Regions from separate parts of the Homo sapiens genome. Here region 1 is linked to region 2. Evidence: chromatin loops called from intact Hi-C (ENCODE). Cell type or tissue: endothelial cell of umbilical vein. All regions are shown on one strand. Links, peaks and the distances in the headings refer to the core of each region. The heading gives the core; the rest is flanking DNA. Region 1 overlaps PAPSS1 (3'-phosphoadenosine 5'-phosphosulfate synthase 1). Region 2 has its middle 150 kb from the start of DKK2.

What was found. Hi-C counts contacts between places; a loop is a spot of excess contacts. Peaks named below come from ENCODE experiments on the same cell type or tissue, not always from the same donor. Only the 100,000 strongest peaks of a DNase experiment are listed, where the experiment ranks them.
Region 1: a loop joins it to region 2, with 8 times the contacts of the local background. A loop is called at or near these places in 8 of 110 quality-filtered maps.

What each region holds. Positions count from the first base shown.
Region 1 is chr4:107,664,970-107,667,469 of GRCh38, reverse strand. The region is part of intron 5 of PAPSS1 (3'-phosphoadenosine 5'-phosphosulfate synthase 1); the gene reads left to right. Among named protein-coding and RNA genes, the nearest start is that of PAPSS1, 54 kb to the left of the region's middle. In endothelial cell of umbilical vein, for the core only: no CTCF peak of the experiment used is centred there; a DNase peak (open chromatin) is centred at 1,119.
Region 2 is chr4:107,175,066-107,193,013 of GRCh38, reverse strand. No RefSeq gene overlaps it. Among named protein-coding and RNA genes, the nearest start is that of DKK2, 150 kb to the right of the region's middle. RefSeq lists a silencer at 9,588-9,882. In endothelial cell of umbilical vein, for the core only: a CTCF peak has its summit at 9,664 (motif pointing right); a DNase peak (open chromatin) is centred at 9,673.

The DNA of each region.
Region 1 (2,500 bases), core at 1-2,500, 480 kb before region 2:
GGTGCCCAGGCTACCCACTTTCTTGCCTGGCTGATTATAAATCCAAGGTTTCCCACCTCCCTACCCTGTCCCCACACCAGGTTTGATCATTGGCTAGGACAACTCACAGAACTCAGTAAAGTGCTTTATTTGCTACTTCCAGTTTCTTATAGACTCAGTAACAGCCAGATGGAAGAGATGTGCAGGGAAGGGGTGGCAGAGCTTCCGTGCTTTCTCTATGAACTTCAACCCCCAGCCCCCAGTACCTCCGTGTGCTCACCAACTGGGAAGCTCTCTGAACCCCATCATTTAGAAGTTTTTATGTAGGCTTTACGTCGCACATTTGATTAAATCATTGGCCATTGGTGATTGAACTCAATCTCTCTAATGCCTTTCTGCTCCCCAGAGGTCAGGGGAGTAGAGTGAGGCTGAAAGTTGCAACCCTGTGATGGTGACTTGGACTTTCTGGTCCCAGTTCCCATCATGAAGCTGTCTAGGAGCCCTTCAGCCAAGAGTCCTCTCCTCAGCACTCCAAAGGCACATTGATCACTTAGGGGATTTCAAGGGTGTTAGGAGCTCTGTGCCAAGAACTGAGGACAAAGACCAAACACTGTATGTATTTCCAATTGTATACCAGTTTTTATTAGAGAGAAGAAAGTACTATGGTCTGGGACTTCCCAGAGAATGAAGGTGTTTGAAAAGCACTGTCTTCATGGAAAAATAGTGGTAAGTAGAGTTTGCTTTTATCTGTTCCTCTGTATTCCTTTGGAGAGACTCTTCTGAAGTGAATTGTACCTGGAATTGTTTAATGGTCTTCAGTAAGATACAGTATTTATTTCATTGTCCAAGAAAAATGTTTTTAGTATGCTGTACAACGGGTAATATAGGATGATGGGTCCTTTGGTTACCATGGGTACTTTACATAAAGTTAAGAATTCTCTGTCATTTTCTGGGTTGCCTTCTCTTTCACTGTGGCTATGTAATATAATCAGGATAGATAAAGTGGTCATTCATATAAAGACTGCATTTCTTAGCGTTTTCTCACAGCATCTTCATTTTCTTTGTTTGGTATGTATTTAAGAAAATAGAAAACACTAACAAATCAGGATTTTTTTATTTTCCTAGACCCTAAATTGGTCACTAGATGGCCTGCTAGTATTGCATTTTAACTTGGCTTGTTATGACATAAGGAAGTAGACTTCTTGCTGCTGGTTTTAATCTAAAGTGATATTTTAAATACTGTTTTAAAATCTACCAGGAACTCTAGATTTACTAGTGCTATAAATTATTTAAAGGTTTGTCTTTTTAAGAAATGGTGGTTTAGTGCTCTAAATGGGTTTTATGCTACACATAAAAGCCAGACTTTGCAGCTCAGTTTTAAAGTGTTGCCGGAATGTCGTTTGGTGTTCATGCTTTGGATGCATGTAGTTTAGATAACAGAAATTTAATAGTTACATAAAAATATGAATGTGCCCTTGTGTTCAAATCTGTTGAGCAGATTTGGCTCAAGAAAAAAGTACAGAAAGTATTTAAAGGAAAACTTAAAATGTGGAATCATTGTATTAACATGTTCAGAGTTCTTTAGGAAGATTAAAATGAGAGGCGAGAGCTACCACTTTCATGTAGCGCATGTTGTTTGCCCTGCCTGCCAGTGTCCAGGTAAAAACAAAAACAGTTGTCTGTTTTTGGATACAACATATGTTAGATGTTAGACTGTCAAAGTCAAACAACGTTCTGGGTACCCCGTGTTACATTTTAAAATTAAATTAATACTTATAAATTTATAATATCTCTAGACTTACAGGTTACGGAATTCACCTCTCATTAATAGTAGAGTGTGGGTCATTTACTGATCCCCTGCTCAGGAGGACTCCTAGGGCCTCCCTGAGCCCCCTTTACCCTTCAGTGCTGGGTGACTGGAGCCTTTCAGATTGGAGGTGAGATGTCCAGGTGTGTGCAGACTTTTTCCTGGCCTGGCTTGTGATCTCTTTGTGTTTTAAAGGACATTTCATGAAGCAAAGGGTTTTATATGTACAAATTGAAGAAGAGCACGTTGTTTCTAATAGCTGTGTCTGTGGAAATCCTAATGAATCCCAAATAAAGTGGATAGCTCATGTGGCAGGGACCAACTTTCTGTTGTCCAGATATCTTGTGTCACTTTGAGGTGGTTTTGCTCCTTTCAGATGTTTAGTAGTGGTTTTGGAAACTGAGATTTGTCACTGGAATGTGCTAGAAGCTGGCAGCATCTGCATGTTTAAGATTCTTTTTATATTCCTGTAAGAGACTGAGTCCTTTTGTCTTTACACATAGAATCTGTGTATAACTCATTTCCACAGACTGAGCAGATGCTCCCAGTTCCTCTTGATTCATGCTATTTTTGCATTAATTCCCAAAACATTCACTCTCTGTATCTTTTTTAGAAGAGAAAAACAGTAGCAACCTTTCGAATGTTTATTTTGGCATTGGTTAGGTATCAGAAGAATTTTGTATTGAAGTTGTGAGGCTAAAATCCATTTAAAAA
Region 2 (17,948 bases), core at 8,473-10,972:
TTATGACACATGGAAACTCTTCCATAGTTTCCTTCCCAATGCATCTGTAATGGGTTTGTTCCGATTTTCACCCCTCAGTGTCATCCTTTATCCTGTCCTTCAAACTAAAACATCTGCGGTAGGAGCTGGCGAGTGTTTCTTAAGCAGGAGTTCGAGGAATGCTTATTTGAATGGAGTTGACTTCTTGCTCTCCCCCAGGGACAGAGGTGTTGATGGTTTCCATCAGTAATGACCTCATAGGAAAGATGTGTGCATTGCAAAAAGCACCACTACACCTGGCACTGATTCATGAAGAAGCTAGAGCCTGAGTATAGGTGATCGCCAAGACAGAACTACTCTTTCTCCAATCTGGGCAATTCGTTGGCCCCAATCTGGAAGCACATTGGGAAAAAACATAGCAGAGTCTGTTTAAACTGTATCATCCCTCTGGAAACAGAGACACCTGATTTCCCAGGCTTTATTTAATATTTAATGTGCATAATTTAGAAATGTTAAAATAACTTTTCTCCTGCTTAAAAAACTCACAGTTAGTTACTTATTAACTCTGCACGCATTCACTCATTAACCAACCCACATTTGGCAAACAACCGCTATGAGGTAAGCACTGTGTGAGCAACAGAAATACAAGGGAGAGGAAAACCGGAATTGCCCCTGCCCTCATGAAGCCTTTAGTCTGTGAGAGAGATAGATCTCAATCAAATAATCACACAATTGTACAAACGGAGATAAATATGATGAAAGGAAAGAATGTTCTAAGAAAACATCTAGCAGAACAACTTTCATATAGTTTTGGGTCAAGGAAGGATTGTCTGAGCTACAACATTTAAAGGAAGAATGGAAGTTAACCAGATGAAGTGGGTAGAGAGGATAACTTTCCAGGCATAGAGAGCAATATGGGCTATGAGACCCTGTTGCAGAAAGCAGCATGGAATATTCAAGAAGTGTGTAAACATGGTTCAGATGAATCTTGAAGGGTATGCAGGTACAAACCATTGTTCAATCAAGTTTAGCCTAAAGCTGCCTCCTTACATGTTTTAAGTGTGGCCTAAAGGTTTTTCTGTACACTGTGAACTAGAACAAGTAGAGGTGTAAACAGGCCGTAGCCTACACTTGTGCCAATCATCGAGTTTTGGCCAATCAAATGTAGCCAACTGCTCAAACTGTGTTCAAATAAGGCAAACCCCAACCTGTAATTAATCCAGCTGTTTTTGTACCTCACTTCCTTTTTCTGTACATCACTTTCCTATTTCTGTCCATAAATCTTCTTCTACCACATGGCTGCGCTGGAGTCCGGAGCCTACTCTGGCTTGAAAGTCTCCCCGATTTGTGAATCATTCATTGCTCAATTAAACTCCTTTAAATATAATTCGACTGAAGCTTTTATTTTATCACCATGCAGATATTTATTCTCTTCCTATTTTTCTTTTATAACCTGGCTTGTTTAAACTCCATTCCAGTGTCCCACTAAAAAGTCCAACTCCAAGTGGAGGGCAGGGAGACTTGATGAGCAGATGACCTTGGCTGAACCTTTGCCTCTTTCTAGCACTGTGTAGGTGTCAGTCCCTGAACTTATGAACGTCCTAAAGCAATAATAAAACCTTTCATAGAATGAGGAATACTAGGCAGAGAGGAAATCTAGCCAATTAGCTTATCTATTTTCTTTCTATTGTTGGGGCTGGATCCTTAGAAAGAACAACTTCTCTACAAAGGGGACATCATATTCTTTTAGGCAAGAAGAACTGTAGCTCATACCTTTTGTTCCAGTATAATATATAATATATATTATAAGTCCTTCCCTTTTGTTACAGTTAGAGTTATGGTTACCTTTTCTTTTGTGAGATTCTCAGTAAAAACAAAGACCAGCAAGTAAAAAACTCCTGCAAAAAATTGGTTGCAAAAAAAATGTATCTAAATCTTCACTCCTCCATGTATGCACACATTCTGCAATAAAATTTTGAAGCTCCTGTCATCATGAAGTGGAGCCTATTTCCCCACAGTTTGAATCTGGGCTGTCCTCATGACTTTCTTTAGCCAATAGAATGCTGTGGAAGTGACTGTACTGAGTTCTGAGCCTGGACTTCCAATGGCCTTGCATAATTCTGCCCTTCTTTCTTGGAATCCTGCCCCTGCATGATAACAAACGCAGGCTGTTGTGATGGAGAATAAGGGACCATGTGGAGCAAAGCTGAACTGTCCTAGCTATCTCCCTGTACCAGCCAATCAGTCCATCTCCCTGGCCTGCTAGTTGACTATAGATGCTTGTGCAAGCCAAGATCACTTAGCTGAGTCTGGCATAAATTGTACCAGCAGACTCATGGGCTAAATAAATTGTTCTTTTAAGTCACTAAACTATAGAATAATATTATGCAGAAAAATATTTCCTAGTGATTACCTATTTTTATTTTATTTAATAATTTATTAAGTTATTCACAAAGTATTTGAGTACTTTCTATATGCAAAGCACTGTTTTAGGCTTTAATGAGATAAGTGAATAAATAGATATAGTCTCTGTCTGCAAAGGAATGTGATACAACTCCTGAGAGGAAGTGAACAACTGCAAAAGCAAGGTGAAGAAGTGCTAAATTTGGGCCAAGTTGCCCAATAGGCGCAATTTTAAATGTAGCTTTAAAATTTAAGTGTAGCTTTAAAATCCTCTAATTGATTGATGAAAGACTAGCCTCCAGCAGGAAAAAACAAGATGGTGTGATCTGAGAACAGGGGAAGCTTCTTTGAAATCAGTTTCAAGTGGTGTGGTCTGAGGGTCTTTACTGAAAGCAGTAGGCCATCTCAGCTATTCACTTTCTTCTGCTGAGAATAGAAGTAGGACCTACCAATAGAATGCTGTCTTTCATTGTTATATAATTAGAAACAAATATTGCACAGTACACATAAAATAATAATGCCTACAGAATTTTTAATACATTGAATATATTTTTGTAAAGATCTCACCACTGTAAATTTTATTCTGAGTTTATTCCAATACAAGTTCTAAGACTTTTTGCCTGAGCATATAGTCACCGATTTCCAACAAATGCCAAATAGCTCAGTATTTCCAAACATAGTATTTCAAGAGCTGTTTTCAAGAACTGGTATTTCAAGAACTGTTTTCGGTGACCAATGTTTCTTTCTAGAGCAATGTTGAACACATAATAGAGACTCAAAAATAATTGTTAACTTGTATTAAACTAAAAGCTTTCCATTTTGTTAGGAATGAAGGAATAAACAGTTGACTAATTTCTTGTTAGTTTTGTGTTTCAGTAATCTCTTACATAACCAAATGGCTAAAGAATAAAATATTCTGGCTAAATTAAATAGTCTGACTAGCAAAAGACTAATATTTACTTTATATATTATGGGTTTACTTAATAAAAATAATAAAAATTCAGTAGTAATGCTAACACTAAAATAATAATTGAGTTTGCTTTTTTTATAGTTATCAAATTTCATTGCACAATATAGTAAGCAATATATAGTATTATTGAGATTTACGGATGTTTGAGTTCCATACAAATTTCTTACAAAAAGCTGTTACCTATAATATTATACCCATGCAATCAGAAATCAAATTATAAGCAATCCTGTATTTTTCACTTTTATCTTACTGTTTTAAATATTAGTGCACTAGTGTTTAATGGTCAAAATGGGAAGTTAATGTGTAATGTAGAATGTCCCTTCCTGCATTGAAAAGAATTTATTTTCTCCAGATGTGTAACAAGTCTTTTATATATTTTACTATTTTGTCTGTAACCATGTAGTCATGCATACCACAAATGTCAGGTGCTTTGAAAAGATTCATTTGGAATTAAAACAGTCTAACAGAGAGAGAGAGTTCAAATATAACTTAGCAGAGAGAAAGTCAAGTCAAATTATATACATCCAGCTTAAAATTCAGGCCAAAGCAAAGAGATTTCCAACATTACAGCATGGGTTTGCAAGAAAGGCTTTTCAGTGAGATAGATTTCTCTTCTTTATGAAGGCAGGAGATTAAGAGATATGTTATTTTGTATAGAACATTTACGATAAAAAATGTAAGTGCTGTACTTAAGTTAGTACACGGGATAAGACTTCAGGAACTCTAGATTTAAAAAATGTACCAAGGTCATTATTATCTCTATTTTCAAGTTAAGGTAAATCAGAGACAGCTGGAAACTTCGTTCAGCCTGAGGAAATATTCAACCAACTAACCAAACAACTGCTTAGTGAACTATATTCCTAAGATGTTTAACATTGTGCATGTTCCTAGGTTGCTCTCAAACCACAGGAGGTTAGTACAAAGTCAAAGACCTTCAAGTACCATCAATGGCATTTAAATTTAGCTGAATTAAAAGGTGTATATGACTGAGCCGCTAAGTAGCTGTGTGTCTTTGAATAATTTCTTTAGCCTCTCTGGCGTTCTAAAATGTGGCAACATTTTGGTTTATAAAATTATAAATCTTTTTGGGTTCCACAAATCATCAAAGTCAAAATATGGCCTTTATTTTCTTTCAGACCAAGTATCCTTTTGAGACAATAAAGGAAATAATGTATAACCAGGCTGTGCAGTTATTCCACGTGTGAATATATCACCTAGCATGACCTTGAGGATAGGTAAGTCTTCAAAACATGATTGTTGATTATTTGACATCTTGTGATTTATTTCTCTTAGCATTTAAAGAGCATTATCAGGCCTTGTCCAAGCCATCTAGAAGAGCTGATCTGGCTTTTGCTTTTCTTCAATGGTCACATAATCTATCTAATTAGAATCCAAACAGATTACTGTCATTGTTTACTATCAGTGGTTTTAATTAGAGTTCTTTAATAGGTATTTTATTAGCGCACATAATGCGACTTTGCCTTTTAGAAAAAAAATGCCTAGGAAGCTCTTGGGGTATAATACTGGTAACATTACCATGACATGGAAAAAACTTTGTGCAGGACCCCTGTATGCTATAATAAGTTAACAGGGGAATAATAAAATGACAGTGTTTAAGATATGAAGTTTTTTTCACATGTTATCTAATCTGTTCTTTGACATAAGTCTGTAAGGTAGGTATGATTATCTCCATTTTACAGGGGAGGAGAGATCTTGCTCATTGATTCACATATTCAGTACATATTATGCACTAAAGCTCCATTTTACAGAAATCTTGCTCATTCATTCACATATTCAGTACATATTTATGAAATTTCCACACTAGGCCCAGCACTGCTCTAGGTATTAAGGAGAAAACAGTAGACGGATGGGAGGAGAATAAGATTCTTCTTTCCCTGGAGGTGCATTCTTGGGAGTGGTGGTGACAGGAGATGTAAGCATTAAACAAGTAAAAAATACATAAATCATTTCAGATACTGTTAAGTGTTATAAAGACAATGACGGGTAATGTGAAGATTGACTGAGACATGGGGTGGGGGACAGTGCACATCAGAGGAGGACCTCCATGAAAAGGTGACATTTGAGTTGAGATCTAACTTTTCTAAGCAGAGCAACTAGGATTTAAACCTATGATTCTTTTAGTGTTTGATGCTTTATTATGTTTATTTTAATAACATCTGCTATGGATATTAATATACTTAAATGTCTATATTAATAACAGAAAATTTAAGAATCGTATAAGTACCTATATCCTTCCTCCTCTTGAGATTGTTATTAACGCCAAATAAAAAATGCAAAGAATGTAAAAGCTATAAAGAATTAGGTACACTAAAGCTTTACCCTTATTGTGTGCCTTGTAGTCTGGTATGAGATGCATGCTGAGAGAGAAAAAACAGTAAAGGAATGAAATATGCATGCAATTTCAACCAAAAACAGAAGTTTAGTGACTTCACCATAGATAAAATGTATTAAATACCATTTTTTGTTTTTCTGCCTCAAAATGTCTTGAAGAAACAGCCTTTTAAAGACAAAAGTTAGTATCAATAATCCACAACCCCATTAAAATGGTGCTTATTATTTTGTTCTTTCAATTTTATGATATTTTAATAAAATTAAATTCATATTTGTATGTACATTTTGTTTTTTACTCAACATTTTTGAGTCAAAAATCTTACTTTTATTACTGACAAAATTTAGGCTAGAGTAATAGCATAATATACAGCCCAGTGAACTTTCTAATACTAAACTTCAGAATAAGAAAAAATAATTTTAACAGTCAAGGCCTGTCAGAGTTTTTTTTAAAAAAACCTTTATTTTAGGATCAGGGGCTACGTGTGCAGAGTTGGTACATGGGTAAATTGCATGTTGCTGAGCTTTGGTGTATGAATGATCCATCTCCAGGTAGTGAGCGCAGTACCTGGAGATAGTTTTTCAACTCTGGCCCCTGTCCCTCCCTCCTTCTTCCCTCTAGCAGTCCCCCGGTGTCTGTTGTTCTCACCTTTACATATGTACTAGTCCATTCTTGCACTGCTATAAAGAAATGCCTGAGATTGGGTAATTTATGAAGAAAAGAGATTTAATTGGCTCATAGCTCTGCAGGCTGTGTAGTAAGCATGATGCTGGCATCTTCTAAGCTTCCAGGGAAGCCTCAGGAAACTTATGATCATGGGGGAAGGTGAATGGGAAGCAGGCACATCTTACATGGCTGGAGCAGGAGCAAGAGAGAGTGGGGAAGGTGCTATACACTTTAAAGCAACCATATATTATGAGAACTCGCTCGCTATCATGAGGATAGTACAGAGGGGGATGGTGATAAACCATTCGTGAGAAACCACTCCTAGGATTTAATCACCTCCCAGCAGCCCTCATCTCCATCATTGGGGATTACAGCTGAACTTGAGATTTGAGCAAGGACACAAATCCAAACCACATCATTACACATGTGTACTCAATGCTTAGCTCCCACTTATAAGTGGGAACATGTGGTATTTGGTTTTCTGTTCCTGTGTTATTTCACTTAGGATTATCACCTCCAGCTGCATCCATGTGGATGCAAAAGACATAATTTCATTCTTTTTAATGGCTGCTTAGTATTCCATGATGTACAGGTACCACATTTTCTTTTTCCAATCCACCATTGATGGGCATCTAGGTTGACTCCATGACTTTGCTGTTGTGAATAGTGCTGTGATGAACATACAAGTGCCTGTGTCTTTTTGGTAGAACAATTTATCCTTTAGGAATATACCCAGTAATGAGATTGCTGGGTTGAATAATAGTTCTGTTTTAAGTTCTTTGAGAAACCTCCAAACTGCTTTCCACTATGGCTGAGTTAATTTACTTTCCCACCAATGATATATAAGCATTCCCTTTTCTGTGCAACCTTGCCAACGTCTGTTATTTTTTGTATTTTTAATCATAGTCATTCTGACTGGTGTGAGATGGTATCTCATTGCGGTTTGATATGAGTCTTTTCTCATGTTTTTTAAACTTCATGGAACATAATCTGTAATGGCATAGAAGAGTTCATCATACAACTATACACTATTGAATTTAACGGTTCCTCATGTTGAACATTTAGCTTCATCCAATTATTTTGGCATTTTAAATAATGTTGAAATGATTATCTTCATACATATTTGTTTGCAGGATAATGTTCTTAGGGGAGATTTCTAGAAGTGAAATGAGTGTCAAAACAAGGAAAATTCTCATAGTAAAAAATGTGAACATTTCATTCACAAAGTTTTTGTGCAGAAGTTGCTGTGTGGTTTTAGGCTCTCTTGCAAAGCCAAGTTTAACATCCTGCTTCATCCTGTGCTACTTTGAGTGATAGAATCACAAGTAAAACTCTCTTCCCAGTGGGAGCTAAACTTATCAAGTCTGATGGTTATTTGTCTAATATTATGTTAATAATACCTGTTTAAACCAACATTTGAGTCCATGTCCAATGGTAATTGATATTCACAGAGTAATACTGAAACATGGCAAAATCCGAATCAGTCATCAAAAATGAATAAATTATGTTCAGTAGGGTTTTTTATTATGCATTTATAATAGTGTGTGTTATATAGAGAGAGTTGTATTCACAATTTTCTATATCTTTAAAAATAAAAGTTCTTTTGTGTCTATATGGTAACCTTTTATTACTCATAATAAATTATCCCTGAATTTAGCCCCTAAATATATGTTTAACAACAGAGTTTATTACATAGTATAATGTATTTTATTCCTACATCATGAAGTAGAAGGGGAGTATTGGATGAGTCATACCTCTACTCTATGCCATTTTACTTTTCCCAAAATAAACTTTTATCAACTTTGTTTAAAACATTATTTATATTAAAGCCTGTCTGAATAGACATGGAGCCTGTCCGGTAGCCTTAAGGGATTAGCAAATTATAATTTAGCTGAAATATGACAATTTTAGCAGATCAGTGTTCCCCTCTGGAGGCTAAAAATATGCATCAAACTACACTAAGAAGAGGGATGTTTATTTGAAACTCATCCAAACAATCTGAAACCCCTACATGGAAATCTTGAAGAAAAGATTTTTCCACAGATTTCTACTCTCTTCTTTCTTACTTTTAGATGTTCTAGGAAAATAGTATTAAACAATCTATTCAGCTTTGCTGCCTGGAGTGAAAACAGAGAAGCAAATGTTGTTAATGAGGGAAAGAAAAAGAGAAGGGGAAATATCTACTAGAAGTAATTTGAATTTGGCTGATATTTATATGCAAAAGAAAAATGAAAGACAGAATATTGTACCTTAAATGAGATATATTTGGAATCATTTTGGAGGTATAAAATTGAACTTAACGTACAAGATGAAATAAAAGCATACCAAATTATCCAGTATCACCTTCATTCTTTATCCATTTGCATTAGGCAATGGTAAATGCGTATTTCATTCATTGAGCTTATCTCCAAGTGTAGCTAGAGGAGAAAAAGTTTCCTTTCAAATAATCTATTTTATATTCCAGATTTCTTTCAAAGTCCAAATTGAACAAAAGTTTAGTTCTTAAAGGTAGGTCATGTGGTCTGATGTGGGGTTTTGAATTTCGGTTTTCTGCTTTTTGATTTGGGACCTCAATCCCTCTCTTTATAAATGATAGAATTGGAATACATAATTTATCTTTAAGATCACTTCTACCCCCTTTTTTTAAGAAAATTAAAACCCATAAATTTATAGTCACTTGATGTATCTCTTCTGCTTTTTGTCTCCTTCCCCGTATTTTTAAATTTGCCATTGCTTGAGTGTTTGATTCTTCTACAGAGGTAGAAAAACAAATTAACTTGCATCCTCTCTGCTCTATTAATTTCTGATGTACTTGAGGGTGGATACTGTCTTTTGTTTTTTCTGTACTTTCCCAAAAGTCAATCATTTTTCTGCATAGAGGAGTTTCTAGCCCTGTTTTTAATTGACCAGTGTCTTTAGAAGCTCCTCATGGAATATTATAAAGGAGTAAACAGAGGCATATGTATGATCATTGAGTCTCCACTGCTTTTCATGTCTGTGTGGTGGGCTCATGAGGTCATACATCCAAATTCTAAATATTAGAAAGGCCAGAGTCTTTATTCTCAGTTTCTTAGAGTATTTCTATCAAACTCAACACATCACCCCTTTGGGATTTCCATCAGGAGGTAGGAGAAGTGCTCATGGTTTTTTTTTAAAGAGGTATAAATTTGATCTCATTTGACATTGCCAGCCTCCAAAACTGTATTCCGTAAGGAAGCCTCTACCTTGGTGTGGGTGTTTTCCCTGGGGTCACTGAAGGACAGAGCTGTGATTAATCATGCTTGCCACTAGAGGTCAGTGCTTACCATTCACAGAGTGAATCTAATACAACGGCCTTTGGACTCCTGAAGACCAGCGTTAAAAGAGTATTTGAAATTTCTTTGTGCTGTTAGTTGAGACTAATGGACTCTGGGTCATTATGGATTGTGTATTCTATGCAGGCTCTATTAGGAATAATTCAAAATGATAATTATATTTTCAAGTATTATTTAGTATTATTTCCATTCCTGGTTATATAGATCAACTGTTTCAGAAATTAACAAGTTTTTGCTCTATAGAATATCTCAGTGGTCTTTAGGTTTTCCCACTTTCTCCTTTTTCAAAATGTTATAATCGGCATCAATCAATAAGTAGGGTGAGTAAAGGTAGAGAATAAGGTGGTGGTATTTGAGGTACTTTGATAAGGTTCTTCTATTCTTACCTAACTTAAAACATTTCTTCACTTTTCTGGTACAGAGGCTTCTCATTCTATCATCAGGCATTAGTCCTCTTAAATCAAATCATTTAGCTATAGTTCTTTTTACTACAAATATTTATTATTTGCACATAATATGACAGGGACTGTGTTTTGATTTTAAGCTTCAATAATTCACTTATTTTAAATATTATCTGAATGAGGTCCTGCTGAGAAATGGATTCCAGTTTATATTTATTTGATAGAGCTCACTTGGCTGTTTAGTTGTACTTCAGTGAGCTGGCTTTCTAAGTTCAGCCTTGGTTCAGCCTTCACTATAGAGGTAAGGCTGTTAACATTTGTTGAACACCTACTGTATGTAAAGTATTTCTTGTATATAGTATCTCATTTAATGCTCACGGCAACCCCTGAAGTAGGAATTGCTTATTATCTCCATTTTACTGATGAGGAGACTCAGCTTCAGAGTTTAAATAACTTGCTCAAGATCACACACAGCTTATGAGGGAAAGGGCTAGGATTTGAATCTACGTCGGCTCTTCTCCAAAGCCCATGTTTTTTTCCCTAAGTGTTAGGTTGCCTTATGTGGTATTCATAGTAAAGTTGCTGCCCTCTTCCCTTCCCTCTTACCAACTCTCTTTCCCCTTCCAGACATCTTTGCATCAAATATGTTCAGGATTTCATGACTTATAATTTTTACTATTTTAACCTGCTATTCTAATGAGAAAGTGACCTGACTCCAATATATTTGTTAGTGTAGTTTAGTGTTAGTTACAGAAGATCTGGCATTGAGTTAGGGTGTTTGATCATTATAGTGCCTCTCCAAGTCTCCTTACTGTTAACTGAAACTCTGAAAGCTGAGGGCCCTTGTAGCATAGATTGGGTAGCTTAACCAACAGAAATTTATTTCTCACAGCTCTGGAGGCTGGAAAGTTTAAGATCAAGGTACCAGCAAGGTAGCTTTCATTCTGAGGTTTCTTCTTGCTGTGTGCTCACATGGTGAAGAGAGAAACAGAGGAAACAAACTATCTGGTGTCCCTTCTAATAGGGACAACTTCTAATAGGGACACCTTCTAATAGGGACACATAATTTCATCATGACAGTCTCTCCTTCATGACCTCATCTGAACTTTACCTCCCAAGGACCCGTTTCCAAATACCATCACATTGGAGGTAAGGGCTTCAGCATATGAATTTGAGGGGGACACAGTTCAGTCCATAGCATCTTTGAATATTAAATTGCAGTGATTTTTCCTCATCCAAAATATGGGGAGGGAAGCTTTGGAAGGTGAAATGTTAGACAAGCATGTTATTTTTGTTATCATACTTTACACTTCTGTAGAATTCTGGGTGCACTGATATAGCGATTCTACTCCACTAGGCACTGAGCTTCTTGAGAGATTGGGCCATGCATTTGTATATGACCAACAACTACAGATTAAATGGCACGTGAATGTTGAATGAGTCAGTAACCCTCTCAGGACTAATGCTACCCAATCTGCCTTTCTGGAGTGGTTTAGGGCTGTGGGGGTTATTCCTAGGCTTCTTGTTACTCTTTTCAATTTTTCATATTCTCTTTTTGGTTTCCGAACTGAAGTCAGGTTTGTTGAAGTATACTTTACATACAGTAAAATTCACAGTTTAAAGTGTACAGTTTGATGGGTTTTGATAAATGTATTCAGTCATGTATACTCTGTTTGCTACCACAATAAAAAATTGAATATTTTCCTCACCCCTAAAAGTTTCCTTGTTCTCCTTTGTAGTCAGTTTCCTTCTTCTACACCTGTCCCCTAGCAACTACCAATTGAATTCCTGAATATAGTTTTGACTTTTCTATGTCATGTAAATATAATCACATACTGTGTTGCCTTTTGGATCTGGCTTATTTTTTTGAGATTCACCCATGTTTTTGCATGTATCAATAATTTACTTCTTTTTATTGCTAAGCAGTCTTTTATTGTATAGATATGCCACAATTTGTTCATTCAGTAATTAATAATATTTGAGTTGTTTCCATTTGTTGGCTATTTTAACAGAGTTATTATACATTATCTGTTGTGGACTCAATGTTTATATATCTCCAAAATTTATATGTTGAAGCCCCAATCTCTAAAGCGATGGTCTTTGGAAATGGAGCCTTAAGGAGGTAATTAAGTTTATATGAGGTCCTGTGGGTGGGGTCATCACAATGGGATTAGTGTCCCTATAGGAAGAGACACCCAATAGCTTGCTTTCTCTCTTTACCATGTGAGTACATATTGAGAAGATAGCCAACTACAAGGCAAAAGAAGAGGCCTCATAATGAAACTTACCTTGCCTGCCCCTTGATCTTGAAGCTCTCAGGCTCCAGAACTCTTAGAAATAAAATTCTACTGTTTAAGCTGGCCAGTCTATGGTATTTTGTTATAACAGTCTGAGCAGACTAATACAATATCTATGCACAGGTCTTTGTTGAAGCATATAATTTTATTTCTTTTGAGTAAATACCTAGGAATGAGAATCCTAAAACACATGATAAGTTAGATATATGTGACTTTAGAAGAAACTGACACACGGTTCTCCAAAGTGGCTGTATGATTTTGCATTTCCCTTAACAGTGTATGAGAGTGCCCTACATCCAAGTCACCATATGGTATGATAAGTGTTTTGAAATCTCAGCCATTCTGGAGAGCAGTGATATCTAATTGTGATTATAATTTGAATTTCCCTAATAAATATTGGAGGTGAGCATCTTTTTATGTACTTATTTCTTTGATGAAGTATCTGTTAAAATGTTTTTCCCATTTAAAAAAGTTGTGTTGTTTTCTTATTATTGAGTTGTAATCATCCTCATATGTATTCTAGGTACAAGTCCTTTTCCAGATACGTGTCTTACAAGTATTTTATCACAACCCAAGGCTTGTCTTTTAATTTTCTTAACAGTATATTTTGAAGTTTTAAATTTTAATGAAGTCCAAAATCGGTTCTTTCTTTTGTGTTTTCTCCTGTATTGTTTCCTAAGAAATCTTCACCTAATTGTAGTTCAAAAAGATTTTCTCATGTTTTACCAGAAATTTTATAGTTTTTGGTTTTAAATTTAGGTCTAATGTTACATGTGAGGTTAATTTTTGTTTAAATTGCTCTGTAAGGATCAACGTTCACTTTTTAAAAAAATACAAGCATCTCTTCTCAAATTTTAAAGAGTAAAATATAGAACTGAGACCTTTCCTTTCTTGCCACAAGGTGAGTTACAATTATTTCGATCATAGATTTGATGGAATTTTGTGGTATATTCACTTAAAAATATATTCTGATTATTTTCCTGTATCTATAATCACATGGATACTTACATCTTTGTCTTTTGTAAATCATGGATAATTTTCATACTTAATCATTTAGAAAAAATATAAACAAACCAAAGGAAAAAATAAAACAGAAAAAGGCAGCTGTAAGAAGAGGATTAAGAAGGAATGTCCTCCAAATATACTGTAATTCATTCCAGAATCACGGAGATTCAGAATACACTGTGTTATGAGGGAAAAGGCTTTCTAATAAGCAACTGTAAGGGACTAGTGAAAATCTCTCAGTTTGAGTCCTTTGAATTTAAGTTCTTTCAGTATGAAAGTATAAAAATGACTTTCAGTAGGATGCATAACAAGTTGTTGGAATCTGTAATACATGGTCAGATTACTTTAATACACACCGTAATAATAAACTATTACATGTAAGACAAAATGTCAGAGGAAACTTTTTTTAATAATTAACATGGCATTGGGAAAAAATGTTTTTATTGTGGTTTAAGCACTTAAAGACAGGGAACAAATGGTTAGCATAAATAAGCACTTTCCTAACTGGAAGATGGTAATGGGGACATCCTCTAAAGAATGCTTTTAAATTATATATAGGTTAGTAAATTATCTGAATAATAAAATCGCTAACAGAATTTAACACCACTATTTTGACTAGAAGAGATACTCAGTTCATGGGGAATACGTTTAATGATGAATTCTCAGTTATGAATGTAAAACAATGACAGGTGAACTTTTAATGTATATATAGGTGTAAGATATCTATTCAAAGAAAAAAAGAAGTGCAGAACTGATGGCCTTATGGTGTTAATTATACCTCAAAATTGATTTTGGAATAACGTGAATCTCCTCCCCAAGGCACTAAACCAATTGTGTTTCTCATTGAGAAAACTGGAAGCAAATCAGAAAACATCACCCTGTGATTGTATAAGAACTGGAATATTCTATATTCTCTTGGTCACTACTCCTCAGAGAAAATAGACCTGGAAGAATTCCGCAGAAAAATAAGTGAAATGATCAAGGGGTTTCTGTATGAACATCGATTAAAGAAATTTGGATGTCTTAGGCTAGAAACACAAAAACTAAGAGGGAATATGATCAAATCCTTAAACCTGCCAAATCTATGGTGAGGTGAAATCCAGGCTTGTTCACAAAATCATAAAATATAAGAAGTGAAGTGCATGATATATTGTATATAGTATAGCTTTTAAAAATACTACCTTAGATAATCAATATGTTTAGCAAGCCTATTTTCTTTAACGGTAATTTAGGCGACCTGAATGAATAGTTTCTGGGACTAAGATTATCAATGACTGGTAGAGCCACAAAGTAAGAAGGTTTGAGTGATATCTCTGAATTAAAAAAAATAATTTAAATATATTACTTTGTTTTCGGTAAACCCAGAATATATGTTCATTATAGAACATTTAAAAATGTAGATTTAAAAAGAACATTACCCAAAACTTCATTAAGGAAGTCAAAAAACTAATATGTAATCTTTATTCTCCATACATAGTTTTTAAAAATATCTGTGTTCATATTATACACACAACTTTTTATGGAACATTACAAAAATAACTTTTATACATTATTTTAAATATTTAACATGATATTCCTTTGTTCATAATAATTGGATGAGCTTATATAATTACATAATAATTTCTCTATTTCTGAGCATCTAGGTTGTTGCCAAATTAAGCTGAACTTTTCTAGGGTGATATTAAGAAGAACAGTCATGCTTCTTGAAAAAAATCCATTAAGAGATATCAAATGCGAGTAGAAGAGTGCAAAACTGGGGAAATGAGGTTATTGCAAGTTGCTCCAGAATTTATGTTTACTTCAAAAACTATTAACAAAAATAAATAAATAGCATATGCCACAGAGATTTGTAATATAATTTTTAATGTTTTATATGCTGCTGTGTTAATAAAATTTGAATTCATTTGAAAGTATCTTGGAATGTGGAATAGCTATAAGTTATTTATTGTGTCAAAATGCATTCACTAGCATCAAGGGATTTCATAATATTTTCAATTAAAAGGAGATTTTCATGCTTATAAAGATTAGGTATAATTACTCCTTAGTCACCTCTTGAGTGTGAATACCAGTAATAGCAATAGTTTTACTAAAAATTTCATTGAAAGCTGTCAGTATGATTGCTTCAATATGGTTTGAAACAATTCATTTTCTCTTAAACTATTTAGGAATAGAAAAGAGAAAAAGTAAATAAATTTACCAATCCAATGGGTACTTTTCTTTGGAGAAATATGAAGAGGAATAACACATAGTATTTTTTCTCAAGATAATCATCATTATGGAGTAAAATATGTAGAGAAATATAATTAAGATTCCTCTAGAAAGTATGACAGAAAGTCAGAGAAGAAAGAGAGACTAGAAAACTCCATGCAGGAGGTAGGATTTAAGTTGGGCATTGAAGGATGGGTATATAGGTTAATGGAAGGATGGAAAATTTTCTTTTCAGAGGGCCTGGTAAGCAAACCCATACGGTGGTGATACCATGGCATGGAGTGGGGAAATTCATTCTATAGGGTAGCAGAAAATGCAGATGGAAATAGAGATGAAAGATGGATGAAAGATTTTAGACTTTATCTTCATGTATAATGGGGCTCTTTGAAGAGTTATTTAATAGTAAGATAACATAAATAATATAATTGTTAGATAATTTAATAATGATGTGTATAATAAATTGCAGTGAAGGGAGACTGAAAGTAAAAATACAGAAAACAGTACAGAGAGGAGGGAGACAAAGACACTGTCCATGCAGCTGAATACAACGCTTTAGGGTGTACTTCCCAGCAAGAATAGGCCCAGCAAGGAACCATTCTATTATGAGCGTGGTTTGCTTCCTTTACTTTCTCTGAGGAGCTGGAAAGGTATTGAGCTTTCTCACAGCATTGTAGTTTCCGAGGAGTCAAAATTCTTACATGGCATCTGTCTTCCCCAGTGCGAGTTTTCCAGGAGAACAAGGCAGAATCGGCTTCATGACTCAGAAGTCATGTCACTGTAGCATCACTTCGGCTATACTCAGTCAAAATTGAGTCACAGAGCTAGCCAAGATTCAAAGGGGGCACTACACAAGGACATGAATATGTGAAGGTGCAGTTCATGGGGAGACACTCTTGGAGACTAGCTATGGTAGTGTGCCATCTGGACCACAATGCATCAAGTCCTTTCACATGCAAAATCCTCTCATCCCTTTCCCAAAACTCTGAATTTCATCTCACTCACATCAGCAGGCTCAGGTTTAAAGTCCAGGATCTCATCATCTAATCAGATCCTCATGTGAAATGGTTCCTCATGTGTTCCTCAAGTGTGGTTCTTCTTAATATAAAGTTACGTGACTTAAGGAGATGAATATCTATTCCCCACACACAATGGTGGGCCAGCTGGAGAAGAACCACAAAAGTCATTCTTGTTCAAAAGGGGAAAACACAAGGCATATAGTAATCACTGGTCAATAACATTTCTTAAATTTAACCAGAGACTTGTCATCAGTTCCTTGACTAGGGTGCAGTCCTGTTCCCTGGACATGATCCTGTATCAGTCAAGGATCAATATGGGAAGCAGAACCACTATGAGTGATATAGAATAAGGGATTTGCTGTAGGGAATAGATATTATGCAACTGAGGCAGCTGATGAAGACTTTTCTGTAAGCCTGCCGATTCTGTCTGGTGGTCATCTTAAGTTGCCACAGGTCAGCTGTTAGAAAGAAATGCCGGACCTGAAGCAGAGAAGAATGAAGACAAACTAGAACATGTGAGCGCGTAATGGACCTGGAGGACAAACTGTCCGTTCCTCATTGCCTCCAACATTGACAGTGTGGGTACTTTGCAGAAGAAGCCAGTGCCCTTCTTCACAGAGCTGCATACACCTGGCTCAGGACTCAAAGAAGCCCAAGGAGTTTCAGAAGGCCTGAGAGCTGAATCGGATGTGCTTGGAGATAAGTCAGAGTGGGTGCAGTTGACATACCACATCCTTTCTATGTGGATGTTAGTGACCCAGAAATCCAACTGGACCCCTGGATTTTCACTAGACCAGAGCCTTGGCCTCAGGGCCATGAAATCATGGCCAAAGAGCATCATTTTCATGACATCTGCCATAGGAGAAGGTAACTGGTACGAAAGTGAGAAAATAGAGAGAAGGAGAGAGGACAATATAGTGCCATGTCTTATTTTGTCCACCATACCCATTCAATTCTTTTAAAGAGCCTGATGTTGAGTGTTCATTTTGATCTGTCTCTATATGCCCTGTAGAAGGACTCAGATAAGTTCTTCCCCTGTTATAATTTTTCTCTAGCTGGCTCAAAGATATTTTGAGCAAGATTGCACTGAGTGGTCTAATATTGAGTTCTGATGTATTTCTCTAAAAGAACATTCTGGATTTCAGTTGTTACTGTGAGAGAATGTTCTGGATTTCAATTATTGGTCTGAGAGAACATTCTGAATTTGAACAATAGGAAAATAAAAGTTTCTTTAAAATTATATTTATTTTCATTATCCTGCCATGGTTCTTTCTTTGAGAAAAACATGGATTAATGAGAAAATATGACGTAATAGAAAAAGCCCAGGAAACTTGAGTCC